Linked DNA regions of Homo sapiens: regions 1 and 3 are each linked to region 2. Evidence: read pairs that join two places in POLR2A ChIA-PET (ENCODE). Cell type or tissue: GM12878. All regions are shown on one strand.

Evidence for each region. Peaks named below come from ENCODE experiments on the same cell type or tissue, not always from the same donor. Only the 100,000 strongest peaks of a DNase experiment are listed, where the experiment ranks them.
Region 1: POLR2A ChIA-PET joins it to region 2 with 6 read pairs; 10 of 35 experiments call an interaction of 5 or more read pairs at or near these places.
Region 3: POLR2A ChIA-PET joins it to region 2 with 5 read pairs; 5 of 35 experiments call an interaction of 5 or more read pairs at or near these places.

The regions. Positions count from the first base shown.
Region 1 is chr17:40,614,440-40,616,939 of GRCh38, reverse strand. No RefSeq gene overlaps it. Among named protein-coding and RNA genes, the nearest start is that of SMARCE1, 32 kb to the left of the region's middle. RefSeq lists enhancers at 1,162-1,751, 2,032-2,151. In GM12878, a CTCF peak has its summit at 1,127 (motif pointing left); a DNase peak (open chromatin) is centred at 1,489; H3K4me3 peaks cover 946 bases; H3K27ac peaks cover 1,810 bases.
Region 2 is chr17:41,668,414-41,670,913 of GRCh38, reverse strand. No RefSeq gene overlaps it. Among named protein-coding and RNA genes, the nearest start is that of EIF1, 19 kb to the left of the region's middle. In GM12878, no CTCF peak of the experiment used is centred here; a DNase peak (open chromatin) is centred at 997; H3K27ac peaks cover 1,277 bases.
Region 3 is chr17:41,847,635-41,850,134 of GRCh38, reverse strand. KLHL10 (kelch like family member 10) reads right to left here. Exons shown (of 5, transcript NM_152467.5): 5 at 1,751-2,202. The coding sequence ends at 1,828. KLHL11 (kelch like family member 11) reads left to right here. Exons shown (of 2, transcript NM_018143.3): 2 at 1-1,617. Among named protein-coding and RNA genes, the nearest start is that of KLHL10, 11 kb to the right of the region's middle. In GM12878, no CTCF peak of the experiment used is centred here; no DNase peak of the experiment used is centred here; H3K4me3 peaks cover 105 bases; H3K27ac peaks cover 226 bases.

The DNA of each region.
Region 1 (2,500 bases), 1.1 Mb after region 2:
GCAGTTGGGAGAGGGCAGCGGAAGTGGAGAGAAGGGGATTGCATGAGGGAGTGAAGGCTCTATGGGGAAAGTCCAGGGCAGAGATGGGAAGGAGCAGAGACTAGCCAGAAGGACAGGAGGGGCTGGCCAGTGCAGGCTGGGAGAGGCTCAGGGCTCTGATCCCCAACCCAGACTGAATCTAGGATCAACTCACCATACTTGTCTGAGAGGCATAAGAATGGGCCTCGGAGTGCATGAGGGGGAGAGGGGCCCTGTGTACCCAGGTCCTACAGTGGCTCATTTTCAGCCCTGCTGGCATGCCAAATGGCCCTGCGCTTGATCTCTGCCAAACAAAGTGAAGACTGCCCCTTCTCTCCTGACATCCCTGATCCCCAGCTTCTCTTCCAGTCCCAGTTTCCCAATCCCCAGCCAAAACTCCCAGGAGGCAGGAGAGGACCACCTAATCTCCCTTCCCAGCAAGTCCCCTTTCTGTTCTCAGTTCAACTGAGCCACACTACCGCCTTTCCCAAAGGGCGATGGGAACAGGGACCTGAATTTCTGGGACCATCTCTATTTCAAATACACTGGCCCCCTGGCGCCTTGGACCTTCACACTTGCCCGGTTGTGTGTTGCTGATTTTTAGTGCAGAGCATGAGGTCACCAGAGCAGGGGGCCCTGGATTGGGAGACTATGCCCTGGGACTGGGCATCAGGGCTCCAACGTGCAATGGTGAGGCTGCCTTGGTCCTGTGTAGCGCTCCCTCTCCTCCCCTCCCCACCACGCTTCCATTCCATCCTCACACTGTGTTTGTGTCCATGTCTGTCTGCATCAGGAGAACAGCCACCTCTTGGAGAACGAGGGCTCCATCTCATTTGCCTCCAGATTCTCCCTGCTTCCCACTAGCCAGCTGCATGTTTTGAGTTGTCAATGAAATCTGTTAAACAACAAGAAAATTTGGAAACATGCCTACTGGACTCTGGGGAAGATACCCCTGTCTTGGCAGTAGATACTGCACTTGGGAGCTCTCAACTGGGAGGGCTTGGGCCTTGGAGTCGGAGATCTCCAATAGCCAGGAGAGGCTGGTGGTTGGGAGAGATCAGCAGATGCTGAATCGGTGCTCGGAAGTCCAGCTCCTCCGCCTTCCATGGCCGAAGGGCTCCACCCAGAGGACAGTCAGCTTAATCCCTGTTCACACAGACCTTTCTCCACCAGGTGTAGAGAAGGCTCTGCCCAGCTTTCATGAAGAAACTCAGAAACCCCCAGTGCCTCTCCAGAATGACTGTAAAATACCTCCTTCTGCCAGAAGAGCCAGTCCTCAGCCCTTCCCTCCAGCCCCAGGAATGCCCCCTGTCTGCAAATAAGAGTGGAATTGGGGCAGTTCAGAATTCTGCCTCCCACCTGGGGGAGCTCTGAGAACCAAATGAGGCAGGCTGTAGATGGGAACAAGCTACAAAAAAAAAAAAAAGTACACAGCACTGTTCAAACCCTAGGGGGTTTTTGGTTGTTGTCTACAAGGCAAGAGGTGCTTTAAGAAAATTCTCCCCTCCTGTTTTCACTTCCTCTTCTCTCTCTTAACCCTGGGAAGGGGAAAATCCTACAAAGATTAGCAGCTGATGTGTGAAAGAACCAAAACAACATTCTTCTAGTTGCATTTTAACAGTATCTTCTGGCAGCCACCACGGGACTGGGTTCTGATGTTCCCAGCTCAAGGCCAGAAAGAATCACTGGATCAGAATGAAGCGTGCAGTTGGAAGAGATCTTAAAGGCCCTCTAGTCCAATGCACCAACACGCTGTCCTGTTAAAGTGTGTCAAATTGTGCCCTGGAGCATAGCCGCCTCCAGGTGAAGGGTGAGCACTACCATATCGGCAGCCCTGTTGAGGACATTGGCTCTGGGTTATGCTAAACCACATGGGCCCACTATCCACTCACCTGCGGCAGGGGCCGTGTTGTATTTCAATGGCACAGAGAACCCAGGGATGCCCTCATCCTGCCCAGCCTTGTTGTGATCCTCCTCTCACAACAAGTTCCCGGGGGAGCCAGGCCAAGGAGCTCATGAGAGGAAATGGGAGTCAAAGTCCCGCTGCTGTCCCCAGCTGCACCCACACCAGGGATGTCACCGAGCTCTGAGAACAGTTCCTAGACTAACTGGTATTGATCGTAATGAATCTTTGTGCTACACATGGTGCAAGGCCCTGGGATGAGCAAAACTGGGAGCAACCAGTAAGAGAGAAGGACATGTTCAGAGGGTCTGGGAAGTGGGAAAATGAGGTGTGAAGAGTGTAGCTAAAAGGTGGCCCCAGCAGGCCTCTGAGGGAAACCAAGCCATGACACACACTGACACTCTGCTCCGGTGCTGCCCCACACCTCCCCAGCCTGACGAACGCCTGCCCTGCTGTCAGGATGCAGCCCAAATGTGCCTTCCTCTGCAAAGCCTTTCCCAGCATCTCCACTTCCAGAGAGAGACCGACGCGCCCCCGTCTGTGGCTTAGACAGTCTGTGTCTTCTACCAAAGAAGGTGT
Region 2 (2,500 bases):
CAGCAGCATGAGAATGAACTAATACACTGGATATGGTGGCACATGCCTGTGGTCCCAGATACTTGGGAGGCTGAGGTGGGAGGATCCCCTGAGCCTGGGAGGTCGAGGCTGCAGTGAGCTGTGATTGTGCTCTCTCACTGCACTCCAGCCTGGTGACAGAGGGAGACTCTGTCTCAAAAAAAAAAAAAAAAGATTCCTAAAGTTGCACGTTAGTTCAATTCAGCTCTCATGGGTTTATATTTCCAGATCTCTCCCCAGAGGGGGTGTTAGAATCACAGCAGCTCAGTGAACCAGAAACATCTCTGTTCAGGCTACTCGGGAGGCTGAGGCATGAGAATTGCTTGAACCCAGGAGGCAGAGGTTGCAGTGAGCTGAGATCATGCCACTGCACTCTAGCCTGGGTGACAGAATGAGACTGTCTCAAAAAAACACACAGAAACATCTCCGGGGCAAGGATCCTTGGGCCAGGGCTTTGCTCTTGGGAGCTTCCCGCCTGGCTAAGTGCCTTCACCCATCTGATTCTCAGTTCCTTCCTGTGCAAAAGTGGGCATGAAAACACACAGGGTTGGAAAACAGTATTTATTCATTTAGTTCTTTTTTGAGACAGGGTCTCACTCTGTTGCCCAGGCTGGAGTGCAGTGGCGCCATCTTGGCTCACTGCAACCTCCACCTTCTGGGTTCAAGTGATTATCTTGCCTCAGCCTCCCAAGTAGCTGGGACTACAGGTGCGTGCCACCATGCCTGGCTAATTTGTGTATTTTTAATAGAGACGGGGTTTCGCCATGTTGGCCAGGCTAGACTTGAACTCCTGACCTCAGGTGATCCACTCACCTTGGCCTCCTAAAATTCTGGGATTACATGCATAAGCCACCGTGCCTGGCCCCCACTGATGTTTAATAAACATCTCAAACTCAATATGACTCAGACTGAACCTCTAATCTCCTGCCACTGAACAGCTCCTGCCCACAACCTTCCCATTGTTCATGGCAGCTCTATCCTCTCAGTAATAGCATTCTTGACTCCTCCGCCCACTACAGTTTGTTGGGACGTCTGGGGGCTTTCCCTGCGTGTTAGCTCCAGTGTCTCGTTGCTTCTTGCCACCTGTACATCATTTTCAAGCCTACAGTTCAGTGTAGGGTTCCTTTGCTCCACTCTGATCTGAGCCACCATCCTCTCTCGCCTGGACTATTGGAGTAGTTTCCTCATCTCCCAGTGGGTCTCACTCCTGTCCCTGCTCCCTGGCACCTTCATTCGACACAGCAGCCACAGTCTCCACCACATTCTAGGAGGCCCCCTGTGATCCAGTGCCTGTGACTCTGCTCATCTCATCTCAACTACTTGGCCTTCCGTCCCCACTCCAGCCACACCAGCCCCCAGCTGGGCCTAGAGCATGTCAGAAATGCTCCCACCTTGGGGTCTGGAAGCTTCCCTCTAGATATCTCCATGGCTTTCTTTCTCAAAGTCTAAGGTTTTGCTTACATAGCACTTTTGTATGAGGCCTGTCCTGACCTCTCTTATTATTATTATTATTTTTTAGATGGAATTTCCCTCTCCTTGCCCAGGCTGGAGTGCAGTGGCGTGATCTCGGCTCACCACAACCCCCGCCTCCTGAGTTCAAGTGGTTCTCCTTCCTCAGCCTCCCGAGTAGCTGGGACTACAGGCGCGTGCCACCACGCCTGGCTAATTTTTTGTATTTTTGGTAGAGACGGGGTTTCACCAGGTTGGCCAGTCTGGTCTCAAACTCCTGACCTGAGGTGATCTATCTGCCTCGGCCTCCCAAAGTGCTGGGATTATAGGTGTGAGTCCCCGTGCCCAGCCTTGACCTCCCTATTTTGAATTGTACCCCTCCCCGCAGTCTTCCTCCTCTCCCTTTTTCTGCATTACTGCTCATTTCCCTCCAGGACATCATCTCCTACACCCTGTAATTTACTTATTTATTTTGGCTGTTAGTTAATATCTGTCTCCCTCACTGCAATCTAACACCGTATTCACTGAAGTCCCCCAACGGAGTGAAGAACGTGCCATCCCCAAATATGCCAAATTGGCATAGTGATTATTTTGAGCTGTAAATATTGGAGAAATTGTAGTTTTAGAAAGGGCGAGCTGACCTGTCTTTTCCTGTATGCAGTAAGCCATAAAGATTCCTCTCGGAGGTCCCTTCTCTGGATGAGAAATTAGCTCTTATCTTCACAGACTGGGAAGTGAGGCTGCAACAGACCTGAATAAATAAACTTTCCAGGCTGGGTGTGGTGGCTCACACCTGTAATCCCAGCACTTTGGGAGGCTGAGGTGTGTGGATCATATGAGGTCAGGAGTTCGAGACCAGCCTTCAGAGACCAGCTCTGGCCCTCCCGGATGCCTCTGTCTGCCCCCGCTTCGGCTGCTGCGCTGTGCCAGCAGGTCCCGCAGGGCTTCACATTCCTCACTCAGGTCTTCCATTCAAGAAATGTTCATTGACTGATACTGAGCAGGCCACTGGGGTGAGTGGTCAATAAGACCC
Region 3 (2,500 bases), 180 kb before region 2:
CTGGAAATAACTTCCCAGAGTATTTGGAAAGGTTCTAAGTACAAGGATCAGGCCTAAAATAGCTCCTTGGGAAAGAAATTTCCTTTTTGATGAGAAAACTTAAAATATTGTTTTTGGTAATGTAAGCAGTTAAAAACATGACTTTAGAAAGACAGCTTAATGCGTATTCAAGCAAACCTTTGTTTTGTTGCTTTTGCTTTTGTTTGTAGAAGAGAGAGGAAGTTATTATACCAAAAAGTAATAGTATATGTAACTTTGAGTGAGGCTACTTATATCTTAGAATGGGTATCCTTGAACTATATCTACCCCACCATGGCTTAAAAAAATCAGTGGTATATATTGAGAATGTCAGTCATGAGCTTAGTGTTTAAGTAACACATCCCACTTACAGTTGTTTGCATGATTAGTCTTGTGTATCATGATGTTCAACTTTGCTTTTGCTGTGCCAGTTCAAAAATATCTTTTTTGCTAAAAACTCTTAAAATTCATGACATAAGTTTTGTTTTGATCACCCGGTTTTATATAGTATTTCTGGGACCAAAAAATTTAAATATACCTTTTTAATATAAAACAGAAGTTTGAAGCTGGAAAGATAGTGTTTATGGAAGATTTGTGTGCTTTTGTGTTTTTTAAACCCGTCAGGCTGCTGGTAAGGCAGTTTCTAGGGCTCACTTTTCCTCCTTACCTCTTGACTAGTGTAGCATGTGGTATGTTTAAAATATTTCATTTTCTGCTTTGTAATTCTAAAGTCAACACTATACTGTATGTAGACAGGAGAGCTGATTTGTATATTTTAGTTATTTGGTCTAATCAAGCATAACTAAAGGGACTTCTTTTTTGATACTTTTCTCAAATTAAGTTTAAATATAGTATACGGGCCACATTTCATGTCTTTGAAAGTGTTGTACATTACTGTAAACCAAGTACTCTGTCTACACCAGAGGGTGCTTTAACTGCAAAATATTTGAGAAACAATTCAGTCTCTCAAACATTTTGGCACAGTTCATCACTCCAGTTTGTTACTTTCTTGAGAATAGTCCATTTTTTGTTTTTGTTATTGTACCGTATGTTCTGGTCATTGGAAACAGAACAGCTCATAGTTGGGTGATGTAATATAATAACAGTAATATAACCTAGTAGTCATTTTGCTTCAAGTAATTTAATTAGATAGCAAAATCACTGCGGTTTGTTTATTACACTTGTAGGGCTTTTTATCTTACTCAGTGACCATCACTACGAATGTCTTACATTGAAGCACAGACTGCAGAGCACTTGTTAACTTAGTCCTCCTGCATAATGCACTCGTGAAAAGTAGTGCTTGCTAGGTGTTTGAAGATTTTATGATCCGTGTGCTTGGGCTCGTTGAGTTATTTGTAAAATAAACATTTAGTTTGAGTTGATGCAGTAAGTTTTTTGGACTAGTAGTATCCAGGTCCCTACTCTACTGAAAATATAATCTTCACTATCTCCCCTTAACTCAGAGGAGATGTAGCATTTAGAACACCTTGAGACATGACATTGTAAAATAGCTTGTTTTATGTTCCTGAAGCTATCTTGTTCTCTGTTAAAGCTACTAATTGTCTCAGTGTAAGTTTTAAATAAACATATTTCTTTAAAGCTGGTTTGTACTGTGTGACTTTTTTTTCTTATTTATGCACTGTCGGATATAATTGCTTTCTTCCATCCCTCCTACTCCCTCATTCATCCAGCCATTGGCTCTCTTAAGTTGAACATTTTCCAGTACTCTTCAAAGTTTAAACACTGCATTTTTTTAAAAAAAGAATTAATTCTTATTGCTTAGACTTTTTATTAGCTAAATGAAGAGGCTCATACAGGTAGGGTACTTGTCGAAGCAGAATATTTTACTTCATCTCGCAGTGCTAATCCTGGGAAGTTGTCCCGTCTAGCTGCATATTCCTCAACATTGGCCAGCCCTGGTACTACACAGCAGCTCAGAGCACTGCGGTATATACTCATGTCATGAGCATCATACCACTCATCGGTCTTTTCATCATAGCACTCAACATTAAAGGTGGTGGTAAAACCATTAAAGCCACCCACCACAAACAAGAGGTCATCCACCACCTCGATGCCAAAATTGCTACGAGGATTAAACATAGTGGGGATTGTGCGCCAAGTGTTAGCCACAGGGCTGTAGGCTTCGGCACTCCTAAGTCGATTAGCTCCATCAAAGCCACCTACCTGTGGATAGCAAAAGAAACACGGTTGACTGCTAACCATTGATTCTGTTCACTGAGGAAGCCCTTGTTGGGGGTACCAGTGATCTCATAACTCCCTCTTCCATTATCTTCCATGAAAAAAAGCTTTTCAGCCGGGTGCAGTGGCTCACGCCTGTAATCCCAGCACTCTGGGAGGCCGAGGCGGGTGGATCACAAAGTCAGGAGATCGAGACCATCTGGGCTAACACAGTGAAACCCTGTCTCTACTAAAAATACAAAAAATTAGCTGGGCATGGTGGCGGGTGCCGGTAGTCCCAGCT